7 separate regions of the Mus musculus genome follow, and regions 1, 2, 4, 5, 6 and 7 are each linked to region 3. Evidence: chromatin loops called from intact Hi-C (ENCODE). Cell type or tissue: heart. All regions are shown on one strand.

Region 1 (4,000 bases), 220 kb before region 3:
TCCATGTGTCTTTACTGCTGTGAACAGACAACAAGACCAATGTAACTCTTATAAGGACAACATGTAATTAGGGCTGCCTTACAGGTTCAGAGGTTTAGTTCATTATCATCAAGATGGGAGCATTGCAGTGTCCATGCAGGTAAGGTGTAGGAGAAGCCAAGGGTTGTTGTCTTCATCTGAAGGCCACTAGGAGAAGACTGGTTCCTATGTGGTTAGGAGGAGGGTCTCATTGTACCTGCCCACAGAGACACGCTTCCTCCAACAAGGCCACACCTATTCCAACTAGGTCACACCTCCTAATAGAGCCACTTGCTGGAACAAGCATATTCAAACCACCACACCATGAAATGCGGCTTTCTGATGTCAGGATGGTTGAAGCTTTTAATTCCAACTCTCAGGAGAGACAGTGAAGAGGGAAGACTGAAATCTCAAAGCCAGGTTGATAAATATGACAAGTTCAAGGCCAACCTAGAATACATAGTGAGAACCTGTTTATACATACATTTGTACATATATACCTACATACATACATACGTACGTACATACATACATACTTACTTACACACATACGTACATACATACATACTTACACACATACATACATAATACTTACATGCATATATACATACATACATACATACATACATACATGCATACATACTTATATGCATACATTCTTACATACATTCTAAAAACAAGGCTTCGGCTCAATGAGTTGTTCAGTCCATGGCATACAGGAAGTACTTAGAGAAGCTATGTTACCTCTGAATAGAAGTTCTGTCTCTTTTAAAACATCAAAATACCACATATTGCACAGCTGTGGTTTGAGTACTCAGAGGGAGAAAAAATAAAGACGGAAGGAAAGAAGAAGAAAGGGAAGAGGAAGGGGCAGTATCCCGTTTTTATATAGGAAAGACTGAGGCTTGGAGCATCAGTCTGTATACCCTCAATTGTTGCTTCTCTTCTCTTATAAGCAATATTTTTGGAAGAGAAGGTATGTTAGTTAAATATCAAATTTGGTAAAAAAAAAAAAATAAGTAAATAAATAATAAATGAAGAGAGAAAGAAAGAAAGAGAGAGAGAAAGAAAGAAAGAAAGAAAGAAAGAAAGAAAGAAAGAAAGAAAGAAAGAAAGAAAGAAAGAAAGAAAGAAAGAAAGAAAGAAAGTGAATTTTTTGACCCTGTCATAAGAAGGTCAGGTTTTTTGTTTTGTTTTGGTTTGGTTTTTGGTTTTTGGTTTTTTGAGACAGGGTTTCTCTGTGTAGCCCTGGCTGTCCTGGAACTCACTGTGTAGACCAGGCTGGCCTCGAACTCAGAAATCCGCCTGCCTCTGCCTCCCGAGTGCTGGGATTCAAGGCGTGCGCCACCACTGAGACCTTTTCAAGGCTTACAGCCCCCATGCTTTGCTGCTTATCAAACCTAACCTTCAACATTTGGAAAGGGATGAGAGAAACGCAGCCAAACGGTGATCGACAGTGGTACCTACCGAGTGACCTCTGTCACTCCATCTGCACGTGGAGGCTCTCCCTGTCCCAGGGGCCCTGACAGGGAAGCTCCTGTGAAGTCACTCCAGGGCCATCACGTGTGGGAACTCAGCTTCAGACATTTGGCTCCCGCCCTTTTTCCTGCATCAGGGGAAAGAAAGAAAGGAAAAAGAATCCAACATCTGCTTTCACACCAAGGCTGGGAATCGTCCCTAAAACATTGCTCATGCATAACCAAGCAGGCATTTTGTCCGGAGTAACAGGATCTGTCCCTTGCTCTCCACCGCCTCTGCGCTTTGCTGATAAAACAATAACTAATGTGCTGATGCGCGTTTCCAGGAACCCAAGCTGTTCAGACTGCTCAGCCAGCGGCTGCACTCAGAGGCAGGTGCCAGAGCCCAGCCGGGAAGGCCGTTCCTGTCCTAGCCAGCCAGCCAAGTCCCTGTCCTGGGCTCCCCTCCTTCTGCCCACACCAGGACTTCTTGAAGAACTCTACAAATGGGGTTTGATGACATTTTTGGCCTTCAGTCAAGCTCCCTTTCTGCAACTTTCTGGTCCAAATGTAGACAAAGGCCCTACCCACCCTGCTTCTTTATTCATCCCCAGATATAAGAAGAACTAAGGTAATCTTCAGTCCTACTAACAGCTCCAGACTAGCTCATCCTCCCACTCCCATGTGTGTGTGTGTGTGTGTGTGTGTGTGTGTGTGTGTGTGTGTGTGTATGTGTGTATACATATATGTGTGTACATATATACATAGATATGCTGTACATGTGCCCATACACATAAATGTATATATAGCATACATTTATGTATGTTAATGCTATTTCACATATTCAGGTACTAAGTCACCAAGAGGATTTGCTAGCAATCTTCAAACACTTTGCTCTCTGTTCTCTTTGTGGTCTTAAAAGCTATTGAAAATAGAGACTGGAGAGACAGCTTTGTGGTTAAGAGAACTGGCTGCTGTTCTAGAAGACCTAGGTTTGATTCCCAGTGCCCATATGGTGGCTCACGATGTCTGTAACTCCAGTTCCAGGGGCACCTCTGGCCCAAGGGGGCACCAGCATATACATGGTCCACACACATACACACAGGTCTTCTAGTGTCTTCTAGAAATAAAGAATGTCACAAATTCTTCATATGGATAAACTTATAAACAAGCAAGTTGATGTTTGTGATAATATCATGGTAATGTACAATAAATGATTGAATATATAAATACAGACTGCAGTTCAAGCTTATCAATACTGACAAGACTTTATTAGAAGCTGGCATCCATATAAGTTGGATGGGGCAGCCTTACCTGTGAGCTTGTCACAACTGCTGAGCTCCATGCCTAAGTACAGGCATTGCAAGGAATGTGTTAATTCGAACTGCTTTCTCTTTTCAAAGTCTTATTGCACGTTAGTGTGTGTGTGTGTGTGTGTGTGTGTGTGTGTGTGTGTGTGTGTGTGTGTGTACAACAGCTCTCAAGTAGCAGTCAGAAGACAGACTACAAGAGCTGTTTCTCTTCTATTATGTAGGTGTGTAGAGCCCGGGGATTGAACTCAGGGTGTCAGACTATGTAGCACCTTTTTTTTTTTTAACCCACTGAGCCTCCTTGATGGTCCAAAACTGTAGTTTTGAAGGTTGCACAAATCTTTTGATTCATGCTCTGAATAAGGATCACAAGTGAAGAAAGCATTTTCCTCAAGACAAAAACTTTCATGATCTAGAACTTGTTTTGCCCCTTGTTCAAAAACCTGAAACTTCTTGAAAGGTTCACCTGGATATTCAGCAGAAGAAGTCTCATTACCACGGTCTCATCTTCGCTCACGTGGGGATTTGCTGTCGCTTTTGGCCAAGAGTCTTCTACTGTTGGTGGCTGAGTTTTCACACCTATGAAATGATCAGGGAGCTGGTGGGTGGCTTTGACTACACTGATACTTTCCAGAGGGTGGGGTACGGAGCAGTGCAGGCTCTGACTGGAGAAAGACTGTAGAATCCCTGGCCTAAAAGGAAACTACTTCCGAAAAGAGGACACTCTCTGTCCCTTCCGTTTTTCATCCTTTGGATTGTAGGACAAGGCATAAGCTTCACATTGATGGAAGCCCATCTTTAACAGCTCTGTGACAGGCATTGTTTCCCTCTATTAATAAGCTGTCATCCTTCTGTTTGGCCTTCACTGCGCAACTGTTGTTCCAAGATCAGGTAAGGTGGTAGAGAAGATGTTGACGTTGGTCTGCAGGCTCAGGGTTAGCCATGCAGTGAGAAATGACCTAGACGTGGGTATGAACCATATGCTCAAAATCTGGGTAGCTCTACAGTGTGACATATCCACCAGTGCAGTGGTGAGCATTGAGGCATCAGATGGAGGCCCTACATTCACAGTCCTTCCAAGAAAATCATTCCACGCCAGTATCTCTAGTCCCAGAAGCCTGAGGGAGGAGCACCTGGATCTAGACTTGAAACACGTCTAGGATGCACAGTGAACTCCAAGCCAGCCTAGTTTTCTTGTGAGGCCCTGCCTGTCTC
Region 2 (4,000 bases), 690 kb before region 3:
AGGGTGACCTGTGGACATAATAAGAATCCATCCCAAAGGAAATATTCTCAGTCAACCAGCCTGGTTACTCTACATGGAAATCAGTTGAGAAGAACTAAAACTCTATCTTTGCTTTTCAGACCGCACTGGGGTCGTGTCTACTTTGGTATTTTCCTGTGTGGAAGCCTCAGCGGAGTTCTGTTCCTTCAGGATTCTACCTCCATGCCATGTTGACTCTGAAGGGAAGTTGAAAGCAGTCTGTCAAGGTCAGTGGTACACTTGTCAGCCATTAGTCTGGGACAGGGTAAGAAAAGAAGTGCTTGATTGGCAATGCTTGGTTATATTTTGGTGGAAGTACTTTTGTGATAGTGTATTTCAAACTCCCAACATGTGAATGTATTTGCAGAGTTCCTGGAAATATGAACTCTGCCTCCACAAGCCTTCTCTGTCAGTCTCTGGCACACCTCTGAAGCTCTTTGAAGAGAGAGAGAGGACTAGAGTTGGGAGAGGTGGTTAATTCTGCTAAAAATACCAGACTCTCGGGAGCGGGGGAGATACAGTGTTTATAAAGCAAAACATGAGGTCCTGCGTTTGATCCCCAGACCCCACATGGCCATGGTTGTTTCTTTGTAACCCCAGCAAAGGGGAAGCAGCAGTGATAGATTCCTGGGACTTGCTGGTCAGCCAGTTTACCTATCTGGTAAATTCCAGGTTATTGAGCTATCCTGTCTGAAAATACTGGTGGACAGCATTCTTGACAGACAGCACCAATGTGGTTCATGTCATGTTGATTGTGTTGTTGTTCTGTTTTAGATAAAGCTTGTCCAGATTGAATATTCCCAATCTGTTAATGTTTAGCTTACAATACAGGACTCAACAGAAGTGTTCTTCCAGGTGGGGACCAATGTGTGTCTATGTGTGGGCGTGCATGCTCCACGTGGAACATGGAGAAACAACAAGATTCATGTAGAGCACTGGAAGAAGCCAGGCCAATTTAAACACAGGTCATCCTGGTCTTTGCTACAAATCTTGATGGGACTCTGAAGTCCTTTTCCAGATCCTTAGAATCTTTTTTTTCTCTGTTTTTATTAGGTATTTTCCTTGTTTACATTTCCAATGCTATCCCAAAAGTCCCCCATACCAACCCCCCCCCAATTTTGGCCCTGGCGTTCCCCTGTACTGGGGCATATAAAGTTTGCAAGTCCAAAGGGCCTCTCTTTCCAGTGATGGCTGACTAGGCCATCTTTTGATACATATGCAGCTAGAGACAAAAGCTCCGGGGTACTGGTTAGTTCATAATGTTGTTCCACCTATAGGGTTGCAGTTCCCTTTAGCTCCTTGGGTACTTTCTCTAGCTCCTCCATTGGGGGCCGTGTGACCCATCCAATAGCTGACCGTGAGCATCCACTTCTGAACTTAGAATCTTAATAAACAGGCTTGGAGAAGTGTTGAGAACAGGGAACCTGATGTGAGCTTAGCATTAGCATGTTCTGATAAAGCTACTGGAACAAAGTCAGGGCTGCTGGATGCCTTAGGGACTAGAGTCTATGACGACATGGGGCAACCACTAGGTGGGGCTGTGGCCGAGGGGACTCCAGGGTTTCTTTTATGTGGGTTCCAGTTTCTATTTCCTTATTCTCACTCTCTCCTTTTCTGTTCTTCTCTCTCCCTTGCTGCTTATCCTGTAGCTGTCTTAGCTGAAGAAGCCTGGGTTAGCCACCTCCTTGTGCACTGATCTCTACAGCTTGCTATAGCAGGGACCTGGGGCCTCAGCCTTCTCCTGTAGGCTGGGACACTGGGTGGAATGCTCAACTCTACTCTCCCCTGCAGTTTGTTTTGTTTTGTTGTTTTGTTTCGATTCGTTTCTTTTCTCTTCCAACATTCTCAGCTCCAGTCTTCAATCTGAAGATGGATAAATAAACAAATCGAAACTGAAATTGAACATTGGCCCCAAAGTGAGGACATCTGGGAGGCTTTTAGGGAAATGTACGTGCTTGCTGGGTTTCCGGTTACATATTTTATGTTGCCTGGTAACAGAGCTCACAGTTCACTTTCTGGCTTTCTTCTCCCCCATCCCCTGTTTATAGTGTAATTACTGCCGTGACTTCATAATCCCCCAGTGAACAGCTGTCAGGGGGGCCCAACTGCTGAATAAACAGGGCTATACAAGCTCTCCTCCACTGGCTGGTTTACTAAATAGATCAATATTTGGTTTGTAGGCAAAGAGATTAGGAGGTGGAAGTGTCTTTTGAAAAAGTCTGCTGGCTTCCCAGGGCCTCCCAGCACACCTGAGAATGTGGGAAAGAAAAACCAAGTTCATGGAGGGAAAAAAAAAAGGCCCATCCAAGCCTTTCACCTGCTGGAGACTTCCCAAGGAGCACTGTGTCTTTAGGAGGGCATCCTCTTCAGGAGGCATCTTAGGCTCTTAATTCTAAGTCCTAGAGAATTCTATTTTCTTCTTCCTCTACCTCCCTACCTCTCTTTCTGTCCTGGCCCGATCACATCCTCTTTAATCTTTCTAAATGGATATTATAGCCTCAGGGACTCCAAGAAGATTCAAGGATAAACAGGAGCTAAGCCCCTGAAATGCCAGGCTCCCTCCAATGCCATCTTCTCCGCACAAAAGCCCTGGTTAGAAATGCCATCAAGAGAGCAGCCTCTGAGGGTTCTTTGTCAAACTCAAGGTTTGTGTGACCCTCTGGGAAAGGGTTCTCTTGACCTTGATTTTTTTTTATGTGTAAGGAAAGGGCTGAAGGGCAGGGGGGCCCTGCCTGAAGTTTCTGGAGCCTTACAATCTAAACCTCTAGGCTGGCTGGCTCTAGGACCTGGGGCAAGTCCTTTGTGGATTTGTGCTCACACAGTCTGGGTCTAAAGGCTTCTTCCAGGTAGGAGTGAAGCAATGTCTAACTGAACAGAAGAGAGTTTACTGCAAAGGCCCAAAAGAGACTGGGAACTCCACAGAGTTGTCCTACCTTCCATGTGGAAAGGGGAGAGTTAACCTATTACTGTGATCATCAAAGGAGACAAAGGATGAATGGAATTTGCCTAGATTATGGTCTCTTTAAAACTAGCATTGTTTAATTTCTCCTGAAGCTAAAACCACAGTGAAGAAAGGCTTGGTTAAAAAATGGGACAGAAAGAGGAGATGCAGAGCTCCTTTTCTGTGTACAACTCCAGTAGATCCAACTTCACAAAGACAAAGGCACTGCACTAATTCAACTTGAGACTTAGCTATTCAGTGTCCTGGTGTTTCATCGTATTGTCTAGATACATTATGTCCCTATGTTGCAAATAATTGATGTTCAGAGGTCATCAAGACTGTTGTTGAGGGTCGGGCCATCTTTCAGATAAATATGTGCCCCCCCTCCTCCGATCTAGTTGTAAAATTTTTTGTGTTCCTTCTTCACCACAGAAGTGACTGATGACTGATGCACAACACATGGAAAGAGAAACGTCGACCCGATGGGTTGCTCCAGATTAATGACCTAGAGGTGGCAAGGGACGTTTACACGGCCTCTGATGCGCCCTTTGCTGTTGCCATGCAACAATATGTCACAGGCTGATTCACTCATCTCACTGAATAATGAAGTGTCTCTGCAGTAAAGAAAAACCTGAACTTGGCCTCTTTCTGTGGGACATGATGAGACTCCTCTGGACAAAATGTTACAAAAGGCCTAACCCTCCACCCATAATGGAAAGGGTAAGGGGCCAGGGTGGAGTGTCAGCAAGGTCGGTCCTAGACGCTCTCTAGAAACTCAATTTTTGCCTTTGTGCAAGGATGAATGGCAGAATCTGCTGGCTCAGGCTGCTAGCTTCTCTCAGAAAGACAGCACGATTTCACTTCAGTTTCATATAGATCCGTGTGTAGATCAGCACTGTGATAACATTCCATCGTGCTAAGTCTGTCCAAGACAACTAACCTGTTTCCAAGATCTAATTTTGTACGTGGGAATCTTGCCTTGCCCTGATTTCCAGACCCACAGGCAGGCTTGGCAAGATGTAGCTAGGAAAGGCCTGTGCT
Region 3 (4,000 bases):
AGCTGCCTGGCTGGCGTCACGGCCTGGCCCCGCCCCGCCCGCGCCCCTCCCTCGCCCCCGCCCCCACGTGCGCGGAGTTTGTTTATTTAGCTACCATGGCAACGCGCAGTGGGGGCTGCGGGAAGGCGGGGAGAAGAAAGGCAGGGGGCGGGGCCTGGCGGCGGAGCCCCGCGCGCCGCCACAGGGAGGAGGCGGGGAGCAAGCGAGCGAGAAGTTATAAGTAAGAAGCGCGCGGCGGCCGCCGGCAGTTCCCCGGCCAAGAGAGCGAGCGCGGCTCCGGGCGCGCGGGGAGCAGAGGCGGTGGCGGGCGGCGGCGGCACCCGGAGCCGCCGAGTGCCCCTCCCCGCCCCTCCAGCCCCCCACCCAGCAACCCGCCCGTGACCCGCGCCCATGGCCGCGCGCACCCGGCACAGTCCCCAGGACTCCGCACCCCGCGCCACCGCCCAGCTCGCAGTTCCGCGCCACCGCGGCCATTCTCACCTGGCGGCGCCGCCCGCCCACCGCCCGGACCACAGCCCCCGCGCCGCCGACAGCCACAGTGGCCGCGACAACGGTGGGGGACACTGCTGAGTCCAAGAGCGTGCAGCCTGGCCATCGGACCTACTTATCTGCCTTGCTGATTGTCTATTTTTATAAGAGTTTACAACTTTTCTAAGAATTTTTGTATACAAAGGAACTTTTTTAAAGACATCGCCGGTTTATATTGAATCCAAAGAAGAAGGATCTCGGGCAATCTGGGGGTTTTGGTTTGAGGTTTTGTTTCTAAAGTTTTTAATCTTCGTTGACTTTGGGGCTCAGGTACCCCTCTCTCTTCTTCGGACTCCGGAGGACCTTCTGGGCCCCCACATTAATGAGGTAGGTGAGATGTTGGACTTGGGAACAGAAAGGGGTGAGGATTGGAGGGAAGCTTCGGAGCAGTGGCCAGGGTGTCCCCTGACTCCTGGTCCCTGTGCGCCCCGCCCGGCCCGCAGGCAGCCACCTGGCGAGTCTGACATGGCTGTCAGCGACGCTCTGCTCCCGTCCTTCTCCACGTTCGCGTCCGGCCCGGCGGGAAGGGAGAAGACACTGCGTCCAGCAGGTGCCCCGACTAACGTGAGTGTCGCGCTAGTGCCCTGTAGATTTCTGCAGATGGGGTGGGGTGTATGGGCGGAATCCGGGGGTCACCAAGAGTCCTTGGTTAGGACAAGGATTGCCCTCCATTGGAACTCTACAGCCTTCCGAGGTGGCTCCTCGGCCCTTGAGTCGGCCTTAAGTGCGTGTGGTCCCGGCACTGCGGTACCGCCAGGGGCGCACAGCGGTTCCCCACTAGTCTTCGGGCGTCCGGACCGTGGGGTGGGCGCACTCAGTCCACTATATTTTAGGTGGACAAGTCTCGAGACCCTTTGGGCCGGAGTGATCGTAGCGCGTGGGCGACCCGGTGGCTATGGTGCATGGGGAGAAAGCCACCGTGTCCCAGTGTCCCAATTCCGTGGGCGGCTGGAGCGTCCCGCGGATCTGGCGGGGAAGAGGACTGGGCTGGTGGAGCGACGGCACTAGCTTGCAGGAGAACGAACGCGCCACCTCTTACCTTGGTGTTAGCTGAGATTGCAGTGTGGCCCCTGGAGTCCCCGAGGCTGCCTTCCTGTTCTGTCCAGTTCCTATAGCAGGGTGTTGGTGTGCTTCACCCAACAAGTCAATATTAGGGGTGGCAACAGGGTGCTACAATTAACAGTTTCTCTCTCCCTCCCTGTTCTTGCAGCGTTGGCGTGAGGAACTCTCTCACATGAAGCGACTTCCCCCACTTCCCGGCCGCCCCTACGACCTGGCGGCGACGGTGGCCACAGACCTGGAGAGTGGCGGAGCTGGTGCAGCTTGCAGCAGTAACAACCCGGCCCTCCTAGCCCGGAGGGAGACCGAGGAGTTCAACGACCTCCTGGACCTAGACTTTATCCTTTCCAACTCGCTAACCCACCAGGAATCGGTGGCCGCCACCGTGACCACCTCGGCGTCAGCTTCATCCTCGTCTTCCCCGGCGAGCAGCGGCCCTGCCAGCGCGCCCTCCACCTGCAGCTTCAGCTATCCGATCCGGGCCGGGGGTGACCCGGGCGTGGCTGCCAGCAACACAGGTGGAGGGCTCCTCTACAGCCGAGAATCTGCGCCACCTCCCACGGCCCCCTTCAACCTGGCGGACATCAATGACGTGAGCCCCTCGGGCGGCTTCGTGGCTGAGCTCCTGCGGCCGGAGTTGGACCCAGTATACATTCCGCCACAGCAGCCTCAGCCGCCAGGTGGCGGGCTGATGGGCAAGTTTGTGCTGAAGGCGTCTCTGACCACCCCTGGCAGCGAGTACAGCAGCCCTTCGGTCATCAGTGTTAGCAAAGGAAGCCCAGACGGCAGCCACCCCGTGGTAGTGGCGCCCTACAGCGGTGGCCCGCCGCGCATGTGCCCCAAGATTAAGCAAGAGGCGGTCCCGTCCTGCACGGTCAGCCGGTCCCTAGAGGCCCATTTGAGCGCTGGACCCCAGCTCAGCAACGGCCACCGGCCCAACACACACGACTTCCCCCTGGGGCGGCAGCTCCCCACCAGGACTACCCCTACACTGAGTCCCGAGGAACTGCTGAACAGCAGGGACTGTCACCCTGGCCTGCCTCTTCCCCCAGGATTCCATCCCCATCCGGGGCCCAACTACCCTCCTTTCCTGCCAGACCAGATGCAGTCACAAGTCCCCTCTCTCCATTATCAAGGTTAGTGGGGGGAAGGGACTGGCTGGTAGAGATGGCGCTGGGAGCTTTGTTTCTGGGGATCTTGAGACTATCCAGATTGAAGTTGACCCCACTTTCTTTACCCCCCCCCCTCCCAGAGCTCATGCCACCGGGTTCCTGCCTGCCAGAGGAGCCCAAGCCAAAGAGGGGAAGAAGGTCGTGGCCCCGGAAAAGAACAGCCACCCACACTTGTGACTATGCAGGCTGTGGCAAAACCTATACCAAGAGTTCTCATCTCAAGGCACACCTGCGAACTCACACAGGTAAGGGAACCAGCACTGTGGAGGAGGGTTGGTGCCTGTCTGCTCCGTAGGCTGGCTGTGGGCTCCTTAGGGCTTTCTTGGGTGCTGGGGTGTATCTCTTCTCCATCTCCTGGATCACAGAGGAGGGCAGCAAACAGGCGCCTATGGTTTTGCCCAGAAGCCTTTTGCTTGATGGATGCTATCTGCTGCCTGAATGTGCAGTTTCTCATTGGGCCTTTAAAAGATAGGGAGTTTCCTGTGTGTGCCTGCCCCTCCTAGCCTGGTAATCAAGAAGTTATACTTTGCAATGCAAAACTGTGGCGGTATCTTTAAAAGAAAAGTTTTAAATTTTCTAGATTATTTTCATTGTTGTCTCCTCCTCCTCTTAGATCTACCTACCCTTGACTCTATTCTGGTCTTTAGAATAATTAGATCGTATTTACGTTTGAAGAATTTAATGGTTCCCATTGCAGGGATTCTGGTGTAAAACTGTCCCTGCAAGCTGGGTAGGGTGACACTCAACTTTGGAGTTACAAATACCAAAGTTGAAAGAATCCTGTTGATTCAAGACCGATCTGGTCAAGAACCCGAGTCTCGAAATAACAAAGAACGCACAGGTAGTCTTTTAGTGGGTAGAGTCTTCCAGATGCATTTATGAAAACAGCCAGAACGGCTCTGCTGGAGAAATTAGCCACGGGTGGCATTCTGGACCCAGCGTAATGGCATGGGATCCTTTGGGTTTCAACAGAGCCAACTTCTTTTTTTTTTTTTTCCATTTTTTATTAAGTATTTAGCTCATTTACATTTCCAATGCTATACCAAAAGTCCCCCATACCCACCCACCCCCACTCCCCTACCCGCCCACTCCCCCTTTTTGGCCCTGGCGTTCCCCTGTACTGGGGCATATAAAGTTTGCCTGTCCAATGGGCCTCTCTTTCCAGTGATGGCCGACTAGGCCATCTTTTGATATATATGCAACTAGAGACAAGAGCTCCAGGGTACTGGTTAGTTCATAAT
Region 4 (4,000 bases), 120 kb before region 3:
ATAATGCTATCTCCTGCCATAACACAACTCAGAACCTGAAATACTTCTGTCGTCCCTCCACCAGCCCCTCCACAAGCCCCAGACCATGTGCACTAGCTGGGGAGAGAAGTGATGGGACAGGGGGCAAGAACAGGCCATCAAGACCCCAAGACTCTGAAGTGAAGGAAAGGAGACATCAGTATCTAACCTAGGACAACCGGGGTGTACTAGAAAACGAGGCCTCCTCGTGTGATTTTTTTCAGAGCACCCAGTCACCAAAGACAGATGTGTGGAGAACAGCTGGAAAACAGCCTTTTATCTGCCACCCAGCAGGTGGTATAACTGGATGATATACTTGGCTCAAGTGACTGTCAACCATGGGAGGGAACTATCAAAAGATTCAACAGTGTTGCAGGGGAGTACAATGAGTGGACAGCAATGAGTTAAACCTATGTCTTTGGAATTAGCCCCATTCTTCTTCTGAGGTTGTACAAACTTGGCCCAGCTGTGACCCTTTCCTGGGTCTCTGGAAGAAAGGTGAGCAAACCTGCCTTAAAGGAGAGTAAGTGACAGTGCTGTGTGAAGCTGCTGAAATATCCCAAAGCTAGGAGCCAGGTGCGGAGCTCACCTGTCACAGAGACAGGGAACGGACTCTTTGCGCCCCTATCTGAGAAAACCCAAACATAAATCATCCTTTGAAAAGGGTGCCTTGGGTGCCTCTCCTTGCAGGGGCTCGAGCCCTTTCCAAACATCCACACCCCCTTTAATCCAGGTAAACACTGAAAGAGAAACGCCTGGAAAAGTGGCGCTTTTTTTGATGTATGCAGGCAATGAACAAATGAGGCTCAGCTTCTACCGTAAGGTCACAGGAGGCTCCTGTGGGTTAGGGAACAACCTGCCACTGACTGTTAGCTAAGCTGCCCTCAAGACTGGAGAGCAGAGAAGCAGCTAGAAAACCCCTGTTGTGTGTGCTAAGTATTGCAACTCGCAGTTCTAAGAGAATGTAAGAAGAAACCGAAGAGACTCGGACAACAGAGCTAAACTTTTATTTATCCCCCTCCTGCTTGATTTGAGTAGGATCTGTTAGTCCAAAAGTAGTAACAGGATACAAGGAGGGAGGAGGGGAGGCGAGATGCTTTAGACATGGAAATTGACGTCTTTCCCCTTCTTTTTAGTTCAAAATCAAAAAGGGAATTCAAGGAGAAGAGACTAGAGCGGGTGGGGGGGGGGGGGGGGGAAGAGAGGAGAAGAGAGCGAGGAAGAGAGGAGCCCGGAGTCGTCCGCAGTCCGCGGGCTTCCTACCCGCAGAGCCAGGACCGAAAGCGCTTTTCCGCAGCCGCCGCGGGCTCGGAGCTTTTAAGGGTTTCTAATCCTGGAAGGCTGTCTGACATCACCCCGTTTCTTGTCGGCTGATGTTTCGTACAAGCCTCTCATTTCCTCAGCGATCTCGGAGCCGCCAATTACTGCCCCGATCTGGTGTTTATGTTTGCCCGGTCCTGCGCCTGGCCCCGCGCCCGCCCGCGAGCCTGCGCTTCCCTGGCCGCGCGGCCCGAGGGGGTGGGTGGGGGGCCCTGGCCCGCGCACCCCAGCGCAAGGGAGGGGTCCCCCTTCATTTTTTTTCATTGACTTCAGCACCATGTGATCAGGAAGTCTGGCCTCCCTCCATTTCCCCTCCCGACTGAAGGGAAACATTGTGTAGCAGCCTGCCGCGGCCACTGGTGGGATGGCCTTCGCTGGCCTGACGTAGGGGGATAAAAATAACCGGCATATTTAAGGCCGGAGCAGGAATCCCGGCGCTCACACGCGGCCTGGTCAGTTCCCGACGCCGCCAGCAGCGCTCTGCGCAGCATCCTAGCTGCTGCGCCAGCCAGCTCGGGAGTGCCTGCACCGCACATCTTGCCCTTGACCTGGGGACCCAGGCCTTGGAGAGGCACCTCGCAGAGCCCTACCCTCTCCATCCTCGGCGGCCTTGCGTTCTGTGTGCTGCCTCCCTAGAGATGAGAAAGGAAAATGCACATCAGGATGGCCTCAGAGAAAGTGGCCAAGAAGCCTGATGCTCCCAAGGTTAATACAGCCTTTGTCTCAGGGGAAGGTGACAACAAGCTGCCACTCCAAAAGCTGCATGCCTCCAGCCAGGCTCAAATCAAGTCCCTTCTACACCTCCCTTTTATACTGGAACTGCGTGTTTCGAAGATTTACAAACATGTGGGAGAGCGAAAAAACAAAGCAGCAGCATTTATCAAGGCCAACTTCATCAAATAAAACAGAAAAGATCCACCATCATCACTACGCCCCTAGAATACCTAGTAGTCTGAAATAATATGATTTCCCAGTAACTTGTCCAGCTGTTGCCCACCCCACCCCACCCTACCCCACCCCCAGCCAGAACACTCAGGCTGCCCCCTACAGCCCTTCACTGGGGCCGCCAGCTATGCAGGGACCCAGAAAACAGAAAAGGAGGAATATTCCTTGTGCCTAGATGTGGAAGCCCTCATATCCCACAAGCACCCTCCCTCCCTGTGAATCTGTCTGCAGCTGGCATTCTCCTGCTCATGCCCTCGGGTAAACCTAGTGCCCTGTACAAGAATTTCGGACCTCTTATTTTTACACAAAGGGAAACTGAGGCTGGGCGAGGTGAGTCAATGTGCTGATAGGACTTTCTGCACCATCTCCGTTCAGTTGCATCATCCATGCCGTGGCGATTTCTCACTTCGTGGAAGGAAGCCAACTCAGTTCTGCTGCCCCTCCTCCTCAGCTCCAATCCAGCCCAGCAGAGGTGAGTTCTCTGACCTGTGGAAACCTCACCTCTGCTCCATACACAAGTTTTTACTCCCAATTAAAAATGAGAAGTCTCCCTGTCTTCCGTTGTCTAAAGTAACAAGATATTCCAAAATTTCTGGCACAGTGACTCTCCTAAAAAGCCAAATGTTATGAGGAAAAGGAACGGACACCCTCCCTCCCTCCCTCCCTCCTTCCCTCCCTCTCCACTTTTTGGTATTACAGGGATGACAAATATCTATTTGTCCGGGTGGACGAGGCAAAGAAGTATTCCCTAAGAAAGACTGAGATTTAACCACCTCAGAGGAGGAGACTCCAAGGATAGATGTGACTTGGCTGATTCTGCAGCTCCCAGCACACTGACTGACAATTGCTGTTCTTGACCCATAATAATTAGACTGAATGGATAGAAGGGATGAGGGAAGCCAGGTACAGCAGATCAACCGAGGTACATCAGAAATGTGTGGTCTGGTCAAAGCTTTAGTGACTAGTGATAGTCACATTACCATATCCCTGGAAGGTAGATGCCATTGTCCCCGCTGTGAGTGTACAGAAAGTGCCACAATATGAAAGTCTGAGCACAGCATTTGAACCCAGACAGCTTACTTCCAGAAGCTGTGTTCTTAACTACTAGGCTAAATTCCAAAAAGCTGAGATGTCAGAGAAGCACCCACCCTTCCCTAGGCACCTCCTTGGTTCCATGAGGCTGAGTCCTGAAGAAGAAAAGGCTTTGTCTCTCAAGGCCCCAGGTCTCAGAGAGAGAAGCTTGAACACACAACTGGACTACAAGTACCTCACAGGCAGACATGGCACACCCTCTTCTCAGTTACCCTACATCGCTGACACAAATGTCTGTTGAAATGGTTACTCCTTACAGAAGCCAACCTCTGGACCATCAGCCATCTTCCCTATTTGCATCGAATGTAGCTAATGACTATGACATCAATCAAGCCTACCTAGCTGCTTTTCCTCTGGCCTGAGAATATCTGAGGACAGAAATAGTGACTGGCCTGGTCAGTATGGGGACAGTGGCCACTCACTTAATATTGATAATGGATGCACACAACGCATTAGCCCTTCACTGCCCTCCTTATCGATCAGTATAGGCCCCTGGTGACCATCACTCTGACTTTCAGTGTCTCAGCACCTCATCTGCTGCCCCACAGAATTTGCCACAGATGTTTTTTGACTTCCTTCTTCTTTCCCATAAACTCACGAATGCAGAAACCACCTCGATTTGCCT
Region 5 (4,000 bases), 75 kb before region 3:
GGCTTGAAGTACGTTATCATCTCATAGAATCTTCACAAGCCTGGGAAGAAATAATTATTCCATAGATGAAAAACCTGAGGCCCAAGTCCCTGTGCTGGGCTGCAGCAGGTCAGGGGTTTAGAAGCCCCTGTCCTTACTGACCTCACCTTGGGCTGTAGCAGCCACTCCCCACCCTCACCCCAAGAGAGTCAGAAGAGAGAAAGATAATGTTGAGAGGAAGCAGAGGTGAATGAGGCAGCAGAGAAAAGGACTCCCTGGGAACAGCTCAAAGCCAGAGAGCTGGCAGCAGGACAGGCTGGGCCAGGGGCATCTTCATCCCCAGGAAGGAACATTAGCTATAGGCTAGGGACCAGCATAGACCTCCAAGTCTTTCCCAGCAATGCTCTGAGCAAGTCTCTGAGCCTCCTCCTGCTGCAGACCACACCCCCAGTCAGCAATGTCAAGGGTGGACAGAGAAGGGGAGAGGGATAGACCCAGCTAGGATTCAGCATAGACCTAGCTCCAGGGTTGACCACGGCTCAGGAAAGCCCTAAGACCCCCTTTCATTCCCAGGCTCCCAGGGCTCCAGGTATCACATCATTCTCATCACAGAACAGATGGGGGAGCTGACCTGGAGGGGACAGAGCCACCACCCATCCTGGCCCAGGTTGCCTAGCACCTGGCCCAGCAGCCATCTTTGTCATCACAAGGATCAGCCACACAGCCCAGGCAGAAGCTAGCCTCCGCACTGGAAAGAAGAGTCCCCTCCACATGGAGACGTTCTCCCTTGGGACTCGGTGCCCATTCCCAAACCCAACAATTAATAAGCAGGAAAGGGGCTACCTGAGCCTGCCACAGGGGCCTACATCGTTGGCCACAGAACATGACAAGGAAAGTTGAAACTGGAAAGCATTACTAGCAAGATCAGAATGTGAGTCTCCCCATACCAAATTCCTGGTCTCTGGAGCACACACATATAAGACCCAGAGTTCTGCTTTAGGTCAGTCCCAGCTAGCAATTTACACTATTCTAGAAGCTTCATTTTGCCTTTTGATCTAATAGGTCTGAGGTACAGAATGGCACCATGTGTGTGTGTGTGTGTGTGTGTGTGTGTGTGTGTGTGTGTGTGTGTGTGTGTGTGTGTTTGTGTATATGTGTGTGTGCTCACGAGAGGGGGGGTGGTGGGAGAGAGGAGAGAGGTAGGTGTAGGGACAGGGAAGATGTTCATTCCATAGAAAAAAAGCGTCCAGTGTCTTGGGCCATGCTACCTTTCAGGACCAGGACACAAAGCTAGTCACCAAACAGGTAAATACCTTCCAGGGAGAGGGACACCATCCACTGGGAGGCCCTGCTGTCTTATGGGGGCGGGACATAGCAGGAGCATCTAAGGTAAGTCTATGTGTTGACTCCGGTAGACAAGGATCTCCCCGAGGTGCCTGTGAGAGCTACGGCCCTTTCCTGGTCCTCAGAGGGTTTGGAAGGAACCTCTTGAAAGCAGTGGCTCAGGATGCTCTGCCCCCTCCGCTTTCTGCCCATACAGCACACACAGAGGCCCCTTGGGAGCTTCTCCTGAGCTTGGGGGGTCTTTCCTTTTAATTCATCCAAAGAGGGGGCTGCACCAGTGTTACCTCGTGATCCTCAGCCTGTGGGGACTTGAATTATGGGGACTTGACTCATGAAAGGACTGCTCAATGAAAGCCATCGATTCCGGCTCCGGTGGTTCCTCGGGAACACCATGATGATAAGCATCTAGACGACTCCTGACTGTCCTCTACATCAGATGAGGCGTAGGAGATGAAAGGACCTTGGAACCAACATACCAGCAATGATATCGGTCTTATTATCCCTCATAAAAATGGCACCAGTTAAGTGTCTCTCTGGGAAAGGCCATGGCTGCGGAGCTCCTAGTTTTAGCGGGAGTGCACGGTAGGCCAGGAAAGCCATCTGGGCCCTGAAAGACCTGTAGCTTCAAGCAGCCCTCAACAGCACTGGCCTTGTTGGTCTCATTCCCCGGCTTAGCACTAAGCTGAAAAAGAAAAAAAAAAAAGAAAAAAAATGGGGTGTCCTTAGTACCCCTGTCCTTCAGTTGTCCAGCTGTCTGTTAGCTGTAGCCAATGGATTACCAGGCAGGACGGAAGCCCTGTCCAGCCATAAATGACCACTGGCTCCAGGCTGGCCACCCGCCCTGGCCGCCCGCACGGAAGGGCTGGACTTTACCCAGCAAATCGGGAAGGAACTGGAGCCTCTGAACTTGGGACTTGGGCTCCATCGATAAGCCAGTGGACAAACAGAGGGCAGGGGCCAGAGCTCCCCTTTATACACACAGAAGCTTGGCTCCAGTCTGATACATCTAGATCTTTGCCCTTTAGTTCAAACAGGAAATCTTAAAATGGAAAATGAGCTGCGTAAGGAAGGGGCGCGGCCACCAGCCTAAAGGGAAAGACAGCAGGTTGTTGGCAGAGAGTACTGGGGCTTCTCGCAGAAGGGAGTTGTGCTGCATGGTATGTTTAAAAGAATTCACCAACTGTAGATGCCAGACAGCAAGCAGGCAGGTGAAGATGCTCTATGGACAGCTTAGAGCCAGGGAGAGTCAGGAAGCTGGCTTGAGTCACAGCCTTCTTCCATGAGGAGTCTGTGGAGAATGGTGTCGCCCAATAGAACCTCAGCTTCTCCATCCATAAATAGGGCTGGCAATAGCATCTCCCTCCAAGTACACGCAAAGGCATCCAAATGAAGCTGTGCACAGAGTGTTCGGATGGCCAGCTTTGCATCCTAATGAGGCCCCTCCCCAAGAGATATTTCACAATCGAGGGGGGAATCCAAAATAAGATCTCTGGCTCCCCATGCCACCCCCGTACACCTCCATGCTACCCAGTTCAAAGCAAAGAAAATTGGGGGAAGGTAAATAATTAGAGAAGCTGAACGGGTCTCTCTGCTGGGGGAATCCAAGTAATTATTCACCTGTAAATTACTCCTCTCACATTAATTCCACCTCTAGATCCTTCAGACAAGAGAAATTCATTTATTTACGTCTTTAACCGGTCTGCTTTGGTAAACAGCCCAACAAGCTTGCATGGCCCATTAAAGCGGGGAGAAGCGAGACAGCAGGAGAGAAGGAAATTAACATGTGGTCATTACTGGCATTTAGAAGATTACCTCCAAGGGTAATTAATGGGGAATCAAAGCCAAGGCAGACCTCATACTCAGCCAAAGGGGAGGCCATGGCAGCCAGAAGGGGCCTGCAGGAAACCTTGGCTGCAGGTGTCCTGGCATCCCACTTGTGAGATGGAACCTTCCAGCAATCTTCCTTTCTGCCCTAAAGCAGTGGTGTAGGCTATGCACTGAGTGTAGAAACAGCTCTCCCTATGTAGTGAGGTCATTCTTGATTCTTACCACCAGCCCCCACCCCTCAAAAACCCAGACCTCTCCAGAGCACTCTCAAGCCAGCCTGGCTATTTCTGGACCTGGCACATGGACACCCATTAAGTAGTTACTGAATGAATGAATCCACACAGCTGTTCATTCTAGTGCCATAAAGCCTCTCAACTCTGCCTAAGCCCATATTCAGCCCCCACCCCTGCCCCACCCCACCTATGGAACTGACAAATCAAACAAGCTGATCATCTTCCAGCTCCAACCAGAGGGGAGAAAGTTGTAAATTTAGGCAGTTTTCCCTAGGCTCAGACAGCCTGGATTCGAAGTCTAGGTCAGCCCCCAAATGACCTGTGTGGCCCTGGAGACGTGGATTGACATCTCTGAACTTTAGCTTCCTCGTCTACAAAATAAGAATGGAAATGGCAGCTACCCAGTCCTTATTGCCAGGTGCATTGCAAGTTACTGGAGAAATGTATGCCATCTAATAAGCATGCACTGTTAGCTTCAGCTAACATCATTCATGACATCCCGCCAAGCTTCTTGGTGTCCTCGAATGAAAGACAAAGAAACTTCTTCTCATGTACTGTGAATACCGGGCCCCAGATGCCTCTCAGACTCAATCCTCACCACTTCCCATCCCTCTTCG
Region 6 (4,000 bases), 180 kb after region 3:
ATCCTCACCATCTCAGCTGGTACAGTTCCCATTTCAGAAAATCAAACAGGGTAGTTTGTCCCGCTGTAGAAAACGAGTTATAGAGCCACAAATAGAATTCGGATCTCGGATCTATTTAATTAACACCACGTCCTGGTTGTTTCAATTACAAACTCAATCAGTCAAAAAAAAAAAAAAAGAAGAAGAAGAAGGAAACCCCCCCACACAAATATGCAGTAATCTATTGACATAGCGTCATAATTCCACGTGAGAAAAAATTTTATTCGCATGACATTTTTTAGATTCCTGACATAAAGTTGTATTAAAGTTAACACAGATCTTTTTACAGGCAAAACCGGAGACCACTGCATTAGAATTTATCACGTGAACTCGTTAAGTGTAGTAGTCGGCTTTTTAACTGTAGAACACCAAGTTTTTATATTTTTCTCCCTCCCTTCAAATACTACTATTCTAGGAGTCCGAGGAGCGTTCAGGTTCCCAAGACGACCGAAAGAACGCATTTAAATCCGGATCTGAAGGTTTCTAATGCAAAATTCTTCACCACCAACGTGGCCTCAGAACGTAATCCACCTGTGGGTGTGGGTTCAGTGGCTGCGAGGGGAAGGATCGTAAAAACTAATCCAAAATAAGACATAAATAAAAGGGCTCCTTCTGAGAGGCCAAAAAATTCATTTTTCCCCCACCATCCCTCCCGGCTGCAGACAAAACTAGGCGCGTTTAAGGCCCACCGTCTTGGGTAACCGGCCCCTTAGACCTCTGCACCTAGCCATGTCGCCGGAGGGTGGTGGCTTCGCCTGGGTCTCCCTCCCTCCCCCACCTGTGCACGTCAGGCCCGGCTCCAGCGCCCAGGCCGCCAGGTCTCCCCTCCCCCTCCGTCCCCACGACCACGCGCTCCGGGCCGCGGCCACCAGCGCCCACGCGGACCGGTGCTGCTCCACGCCATCTGCCCCCGGGCCTTCCTCGTTGTCGGCCACAAAGCCGGCGGTGACCCGACGCCCCTCTGGGGCCCTCCCGCGCCGCCCCGACTCGGGCCCGCGCTCCCCTAACCCGGCGGCGCATACCGTCTCCTCCGGGTCGATGTCGATCTTGAAGGTCTGCTGCTGAAGGGTCTTCAGGGTGACCTGCATGGTGCCTAAGCCGGGGCCTGGCCGCCCCGGGGTGGCCGCGATCCTCGCGCTCTCGGGAGGAAGGCGGTGGGGGTGGGGGGGCTTGTCACATTCGCCCGGAGTCGCACTCACCCCGGGCCCCGCGTCTCCCCTGGCCGCGCCGCCGCTCGCTCCCGCGGCTTTCCCGGTAAGCTCGACCCGCGGTGCTTCCTCACGCGCCAGCCACTGGGCCCGCAGGAGGCGCGAGGGACTCCCCGAGAGACGCAGAGAACCCGCTACCTCACCACAGGATGGTGGCCGCCATCACCGTGACTCGCCGAGACGTGACCCCTCCCCCACCAGAAAAAAACCCGGAGGATGGGGCCAGACTCGGGCGATCTGAGCAGGCGCAGGGTGCGGCGACGCAGTGCGCAGGCGTGAACAGGAACTCCGCCCGGGAATTGGAGGCGGGGCGATGGGTGGGGCTGGAATATCGTGCGGCGCGGCACCGGCGTGCGCAGGCGCACTTCGCAAGCAGAGGCGCTCGCGGAGGCCTGGTCCGCTCCGCGGTCCTGCAGTGGCTCCGCCTACATCCAGGCTCCGCCCAGCGGCGCGAGTTGCGCAACCCGTAGCCGGGGAACGGCTACGTGGAGTCCCGGCTCAGTGGCTGCGGCTCAGCGAGCGCGGAACCTTGAGGGCGGTGGAGCGGGCGGAGCCTTAGTGCAAGGATTGCCGAGGGCCGGCCCAGGAGGGGCGCACATCGCCAGTCGAGCATGTGTAATGCCGGTTGCTTCCCTGATTCTGAGACTGACTTCAGCCATGGACTGCTTGCTTGCCAGTCTTGTGTTCTCTCACCAGCCTTGGGACCTCCCACCTCTAAAGAAAGGCGGATTTAAGAAGGAGGCCTAGTTGTGTCACGCCTTTCCCTCTATCGTTTTGCTTCGTTTAGGTGTTGGTGGTAGATATTAGGCGGTTGCCTCTCCTCACCCCCTTCCCCCGCCCCCCCCCGCCTCACCCCAAGCGCTGCTTTCCTTTGCACGTGGACCCTTTTAATCTTTGCTCAAATGTCGCCTTCTTGAACTCTATCCTGCCTATCCAACTTAAAGTATCTTATTCGGATCTCATTATCCAGCTCCACTTGTCTCAGTAACCATTCATCACCTTCTGGGTACTCTACACTATGTGTATTTAGCGTGTGTGTCTTCTCTTCTTTTTCTGGTCCCCAGGCTGAAGCTACACAGAGGCATGCATTTTGTTTTGCCCACGTTGTGCCCCAAAGCCTACAGAATAAGCCTAGCACATTGTAGGTACAAGGTAAATATTAGAAAAATAGGTAGACGTGCTTCTGGTTCCTTGGCAGTAAGGGTGAGATGTCACTCAGCTAATTGGTGGTTGGAGAGGGTGGGATAATGCATGTAAGTCTTAGAGTCAGGAACACAAAGTTAAGTGCTTGGCTGTAGCTGTATGATTATTTACACAGCGATAAGACCAGAGTGCAGAGGTGTCGGGTAATAAGCACCACAATAGTAAGTGACACTTTAGGTGCTTGTCTGTATGCTGCCTCTTAATAGTGCAGTGACCCCTGTTAGACTTAAAAAGAAGAAAAAGCAGTTACCATCAGACCACAGTGAGGACAATTATGAGCATCCCCCATCTCTGAGCCAGCACCATCAATGATTACAGTATCGCTATTTGGATTTTCATGATTCCAGAAGCTAGGATATAATTTTGTCATGGAACTTTCCCTAACCAAGCCCCCTCTCCACCGACAAGGTATGTCCCTGAACTATGATAAATATCGAATTCTCTGCCGGCTAGGCTGTCTTCCTGTGGAACTAGTCTTAGTCACCAGGTATGCTCAACTTTTGCTCTGAAAAACTGGCAGCTGGGATCTCTCCCTTTAGCTATAGGGTCAGCCAAAGGCAAAGCAGTATTACTGTTTTCAGCGTAACCAGATGCTGGAAAAAAACATGGGCAAAGGTAGCAACTGACTTCCTTATGGGCTTTCCCTTCAAGCCATTTCTCCCCTCACTCATGACATTCCACCTCTTAGGTACTCAGATCCAAACATCGTCATCATCCTTAAGTCCCTTTCTTCCCTGACTCCTGCTGCCTAGCCACCACATCCAAAACAGGGTCAGGTCTTATCACATTTACTCTCCACTGTGTACCCACACGTTTACCCACTTCCCCCCATGATTTCCATGTCTACAACCATCAGCAGTGGCTGTCTTCTAAGGAGGCTTCGCATCCAATCCCACAACAGTCCAGCAGCCAAAGCACCCAATGTTAAACTGGGGGCTTTAGTTTTGATTTTGTTTCTTATGACAGGGTCTCAACTATATAGCCCAAGCAGAACTGAAACTTGCAATTCTCCTGCCTCAGCCCTCTTGAGTGCTGAGATTACAGGTATGTACCAGTATCCCTAGATCAGAGTTGTCTTTTGAAAACATAAACCATGTCGCATTCTTTTATTCTTTTGTTTTGTTTTGTTTTGTTTTTTTCTTTGTTTTTCGAGACAGGGTTTCTCTGTGCAGCCCTGGCTGTCCTGGAACTCACTTTGTAGACCATGCTGGCCTCGAACTCAGAGATTCGCCTGCCTCTGCCTCCCAAGTACTGGGATCAAAGGCGTGCTGGCACCTGCACCATGTCACATTCTTTATATTTGCGTTTTACTTCCATGCATGACAAAATGTCACAGTGATCAACGTAAGAGGAAAGGTCTCTTAGCTCATGGTTTCAGAGGTCTAAGTCGGGGCATGCTTGTTCATGTTTTGGACCTATGGCCACACAGTATGTTGTATCAAGAAGGCACAGTCATAGAGCTGCTTGCTTTGTGGTACCCAGAAGCTAAGAGAGGGAAGAAACGGGGGTCTCCAACTCCCTTCAAGAGCACCCCCAGCAACTTACTTCCA
Region 7 (4,000 bases), 830 kb before region 3:
CATGGAGTTACAGCATGGAGAGCGAGGATGATGATAAACCACAGTGTATGTGTCCAGCTGGGGAATAGCCACTCTTGGCTCTGCTGATGGTTGCTAGGCAGGAATGCTGACACGGTTTGTTCTTTGTCCTGTTTGTTTGGCTCCCCAGATGTCACAAATTTTAATTTCAAATGATACTTTCCAGCGTTGACTGCTGACCACGGATGCAAACTGTACCTAAGCTCTGCGTGTTTACGGTTTTCATTGGCTCATCGGTGTGTGTCTTCTGCCTTGCAAAGGATCCCTAGTGACACACTCTTTTATCTATATGAACATGGGACACTTGGAATCAGTCATCTTTCAAGGACATTACTTCCCACCTCTCTGTGCCCTTTTACACGTGCCTATACATGCATATGTGTGCATGTGTGTGGAGGCAAGACAACAGCCTGAGCTGTCATTTCTCAGGCTCTTCTCTCCAGAGAGCTGTCAATCACTGTCCTGGAACTTACCAAGGAGACCAGTAAGCTTCAGGTATCCTCCTATCTTTACCCTTTGAGAGCTGAGATTACAAGTGGGAGTCATATGCATGACTGTATTTTTAATATGGATCCAAGATATTGAGCTGAGCTCCTCCTACTTAGAATGCAAGCACGTTATTAGCTGAGCTATCTCCCCAGCCCAGCTGTGAATACCTCTTTAGAATTAATAAATAGTTCTCCTCTAGTCTTATCTCTTGATAACAATTGTACTTTTCTAGCCATAGTTGCTACAGAATGAGAGTATTTCAAAAGTGGGATGGATAACTCATCTCTGCGTTTACATACCCAGCTTGCCAGTTTTCAGGATGAGATGGCAAGTTCTCATTCAGGCGTGGCATTCAGCTACATCAGATCCTTCTGGCTTGAGTACATAGGCATCACCAATGTACAATTTGCAGGTTACGAATCCAGCTGGAGTTAGCTCCTGGGGCATCAGTATAGAGAAATAGCTTTTTGGCTCCCTTCATCCAACCTTGTAGGTCAGGTAGCCAGAGGGGAGGCTCATTCCTTAGGGATGAGGAAACAGCAAATAAAGCAGGTGGTCAGCCAGTTTACTCTTTGAAACATCGGTTTGGACTCATGGGAATAATCTCATCCAGTGTCTGTTACAACACATTCTGAGGTCTTAGAGTTGTCTCAGAGAGAATGGGAGCTTTGAAATAAGGTTACAGGCCTCATCCATAAGGGAGCGATAGCAAGGAATGTGAGAAGTGATGAGAAAATTATTCCAACAGCTAAAGAATATGCTACCAGCATCATTTTAACTTTGAGCAGGAGACAGCCCAGAGTCTCCCCTGCTCAACCCCCTCCCCACTGTGAGGGTCAAGCCAGCTTGACTCTGATGTCCTCAGGTCCCTTTTCTGCAGCCAGCCTGGTCAGTAGCAGCTCTGCCTCAAACTTGACCCCTGGCATCTATCTTCTCAAGGTTCTGCAGGTATTTTCAATTGCTTGTTCAAAGACAGAGTACCTTGAACTGCTTTGAAAGTGAGGTTGAGTCATTTGCTATCTTTGTGTATGTACTGGCAATCATGCTTGTGTGTGTATGTGTGTGTGTGTGTGTGTGTAATCTATATATCTATATTTGTATTTGTGTTGTATGTGTGTATGTGCGAGTGCATGCATATGAATGTGAGATCCAGAAGTTGACACAGAGTGTATTGTTGATATCGAGGGTCAACATATTCTAATGCTGTCAGTTACGAGTGAACAATACAAAATTACCAAGTAAGAAATTGACAGAAGTGAACATGCTCAGCTCAGTACCCTTGAATGGGACTGGGCAAAAAAGAATACACAATTTCACATTCCCCTCTTCTCCATTAGTGGGCTCCAACTCCCACCTTCAAAACTAACACTTAGTTCTTCTAACTCAGATGTCTTTCTCTCCTAAAAGCCAACCAAGACTTTGGGATAGTAATTTCATGAAGAACTGTTTAAATATAAAGATCCCTTCCATTAGCTGAACCATAGATCCCATTACTGAAATAATGGGTGAGGCATTCCCTCGCTCCAGTTATATTTTTCCCTTCTTTTATGTTTATTGATTTATGCTTTTAGCCTTTTCTTAGTTCTGGTTTGTAAAAGCTAAGTATTCATTCATTTCACTAGGTGGCACTAGACATAACTCTGCGTTTGGCTAGTGCCAGCTCGGAAACTCGAAGATCTTTGGAGGGAAACATTTCTCAGGGCCAGAAGTCATCAAGTTCAAACTGGGATATAGCAGTTGACTTTGCTCTTTCTTCTAGCCTTTATCTGTGGTATTGGAAGGAGCCACTTAGCAGGACAGAGAGCACGCTGAACTTGAAGCCTCACTACGCAGCAGGAGGACTGTGCGTTAAGTAAAGACCCTCTCAGCTTTGCACTCTGCCACATGTCTCACTTCCGTAGAGAAGTGATCGTCCTCTGTTAAAGCCGCTCTATATTCCTTGCCCTTATCCTGCCATTACTCTTTGTCTAATACTTTGACTTATGAGCCCTGAATATGTGAATTATTTCCTGAATACTCTTATATAGATACTAAAAGCCAGATTTAGTCCTTACATAGTGTTGGGACATAACCAGTTCCTAGGAATACAAGCCTGATATATTTACCCAGCACTTCTCTTCCCTCTATGCTGCACATTCTAAAGGATTCTCTCAAAAGAGAAGATAAAGACCTTATCAATCTGTGCTTTCCCACTCCTCAGTCACTTGTGCTGTTAACCTACCTCCGCCTATCAACTGACTTGGCTTTACAATTTAATTAACGACTTCATATTAACCACAGTGTGAGGGAAAAGATATAAATCATTACTAAAAGTTTCTTCCACACAACATAGCCATCTCTATGACACAGCTGTGTTTTCCTTACAAATTTACCCTTTGTAAAGGCACCAGATGATCCATAGACACCCACTACTTTGGTGACAAGACTATGTACACTAGTATGCAACGTGATTATTCTTGAATACTATTAGAAGAAAGCATATGCATTTCCATAGTGCCCCACAGAAGGAGAAGTTGCATCCGATGTGTCTTAGGTCTGATGGATATTATAAGCAAAGATGATTTTCTTCCTGACTTGGATCAGTAACAGATGGCCACCGGGACAGGGCGACGCTCTTTTCTATTGGTCCGTCCAGTTAAAGGTTTGTCAATGTTGTTAGCTTTACAGCAAAACAACTTTAATCCCATTAATTTGTTTTCTAATTTTATATTTTCTTTTGCATTTGTTTCTGCTCAACGCTTCTTGCTCACGTTTTTCTCTATCCCTCGGAAGGAACCTCCAGTATAGGTGACTTCATCTGTGACTTTCCCTCTAAGCAAGGCCTAAGTTCTGTTGCATAAGCTTTGATATGGTGAATATCTTTCATCTTAAAGTATTTTCTAGGTGTATCCTTTCATTTCTTTTTAACCCTCTGATATTTTGTTTAATTTCCTCACATTTCTGATTTTTCCTCTTACCCATTTCTGAGATTATTCTGATGAATTCAGAAAACATACTTTGGATGATTTTAGCCCTTTTAAATGTCTTTATGTACTTGTTTTATGGTTAGAAATATAGTCCTTTCTGAGAATTTTTTAAGTTTTGGAGGAAAATATTTATTTTTTAAACAGATTTATTTATTTTTAATTATGTGTGTATGTATATATGCATGTGTGCATTAAGCAGACTGCATTGGATCCCTTGGAATTGATGTTCCAGACAGTTGGGAGCTACCATGTAGGTGCTAGGAAACAAACAGGGGTCATCTGCAAGAGTAGCAAGTGCTGTGGTCTCCTGAGCCATGTTTTCAGCCTGAACAACATGACTCTGATGCTTTGGGGAGGAATAGTCGCTCAGGCCCGTAGATATAGGTGGTGTCTATAAAGTTCTACATTTCTACATCCTTCTTCTGCCCCAGTTTCTGCATCACTGGAAAGGTGATGGTGAAACTTACCAGTTACACTGAGTTGCTCTTTAGCTCTGTAAGCTTTTGTTTGCTTTATTTTCAGCCTTA

The links. A loop is a pair of places that touch in the nucleus more often than their neighbours do. Peaks named below come from ENCODE experiments on the same cell type or tissue, not always from the same donor. Only the 100,000 strongest peaks of a DNase experiment are listed, where the experiment ranks them.
Region 1: it touches region 3 in a loop (2.1-fold over the local background); 3 of 42 quality-filtered maps call a loop at or near these places.
Region 2: it touches region 3 in a loop (4-fold over the local background); 17 of 42 quality-filtered maps call a loop at or near these places.
Region 4: a loop joins it to region 3, with 8 times the contacts of the local background. A loop is called at or near these places in 16 of 42 quality-filtered maps.
Region 5: it touches region 3 in a loop (2.5-fold over the local background); 3 of 42 quality-filtered maps call a loop at or near these places.
Region 6: a loop joins it to region 3, with 2.5 times the contacts of the local background. A loop is called at or near these places in 4 of 42 quality-filtered maps.
Region 7: it touches region 3 in a loop (4-fold over the local background); 11 of 42 quality-filtered maps call a loop at or near these places.

What each region holds. Positions count from the first base shown.
Region 1 is chr4:55,747,921-55,751,920 of GRCm38, reverse strand. No RefSeq gene overlaps it. Among named protein-coding and RNA genes, the nearest start is that of Gm12511, 180 kb to the right of the region's middle. In heart, no CTCF peak of the experiment used is centred here; a DNase peak (open chromatin) is centred at 1,800; H3K27me3 peaks cover 434 bases.
Region 2 is chr4:56,220,208-56,224,207 of GRCm38, reverse strand. No RefSeq gene overlaps it. Among named protein-coding and RNA genes, the nearest start is that of Gm42291, 94 kb to the left of the region's middle. In heart, a CTCF peak has its summit at 1,546 (motif pointing right); DNase peaks (open chromatin) are centred at 1,547 and 2,037; H3K27ac peaks cover 490 bases.
Region 3 is chr4:55,528,722-55,532,721 of GRCm38, reverse strand. It overlaps Klf4 (Kruppel-like factor 4 (gut)), which reads left to right and starts at 247. Exons shown (of 5, transcript NM_010637.3): 1 at 247-855; 2 at 972-1,092; 3 at 1,739-2,723; 4 at 2,840-3,004. The coding sequence starts at 851. Gm12506 (a long non-coding RNA gene) reads right to left here and starts at 12. Exons shown (of 5, transcript XR_390585.4): 1 at 1-12. In heart, CTCF peaks have their summits at 206, 1,277 and 2,292 (motif pointing right); DNase peaks (open chromatin) are centred at 151, 1,361, 1,661 and 2,311; H3K4me3 peaks cover 3,198 bases; H3K27ac peaks cover 3,039 bases.
Region 4 is chr4:55,648,990-55,652,989 of GRCm38, reverse strand. No RefSeq gene overlaps it. Among named protein-coding and RNA genes, the nearest start is that of Gm12511, 79 kb to the right of the region's middle. In heart, CTCF peaks have their summits at 943 and 1,800; DNase peaks (open chromatin) are centred at 779, 1,589 and 2,519; H3K4me3 peaks cover 1,756 bases; H3K27ac peaks cover 2,238 bases; H3K27me3 peaks cover 233 bases.
Region 5 is chr4:55,603,398-55,607,397 of GRCm38, reverse strand. Gm12506 (a long non-coding RNA gene) reads right to left here. Exons shown (of 5, transcript XR_390585.4): 2 at 1,608-1,783. Among named protein-coding and RNA genes, the nearest start is that of Gm12511, 34 kb to the right of the region's middle. In heart, no CTCF peak of the experiment used is centred here; a DNase peak (open chromatin) is centred at 2,247.
Region 6 is chr4:55,347,489-55,351,488 of GRCm38, reverse strand. Rad23b (RAD23 homolog B, nucleotide excision repair protein) reads right to left here and starts at 1,447. Exons shown (of 10, transcript NM_009011.4): 1 at 1,062-1,447. The coding sequence starts at 1,127. It overlaps Gm42290 (a long non-coding RNA gene), which reads left to right and starts at 3,287. Exons shown (of 3, transcript XR_881289.3): 1 at 3,287-3,494. In heart, a CTCF peak has its summit at 1,851; a DNase peak (open chromatin) is centred at 1,598; H3K4me3 peaks cover 2,772 bases; H3K27ac peaks cover 2,243 bases.
Region 7 is chr4:56,360,460-56,364,459 of GRCm38, reverse strand. No RefSeq gene overlaps it. Among named protein-coding and RNA genes, the nearest start is that of Gm42291, 46 kb to the right of the region's middle. In heart, a CTCF peak has its summit at 2,116 (motif pointing right); no DNase peak of the experiment used is centred here.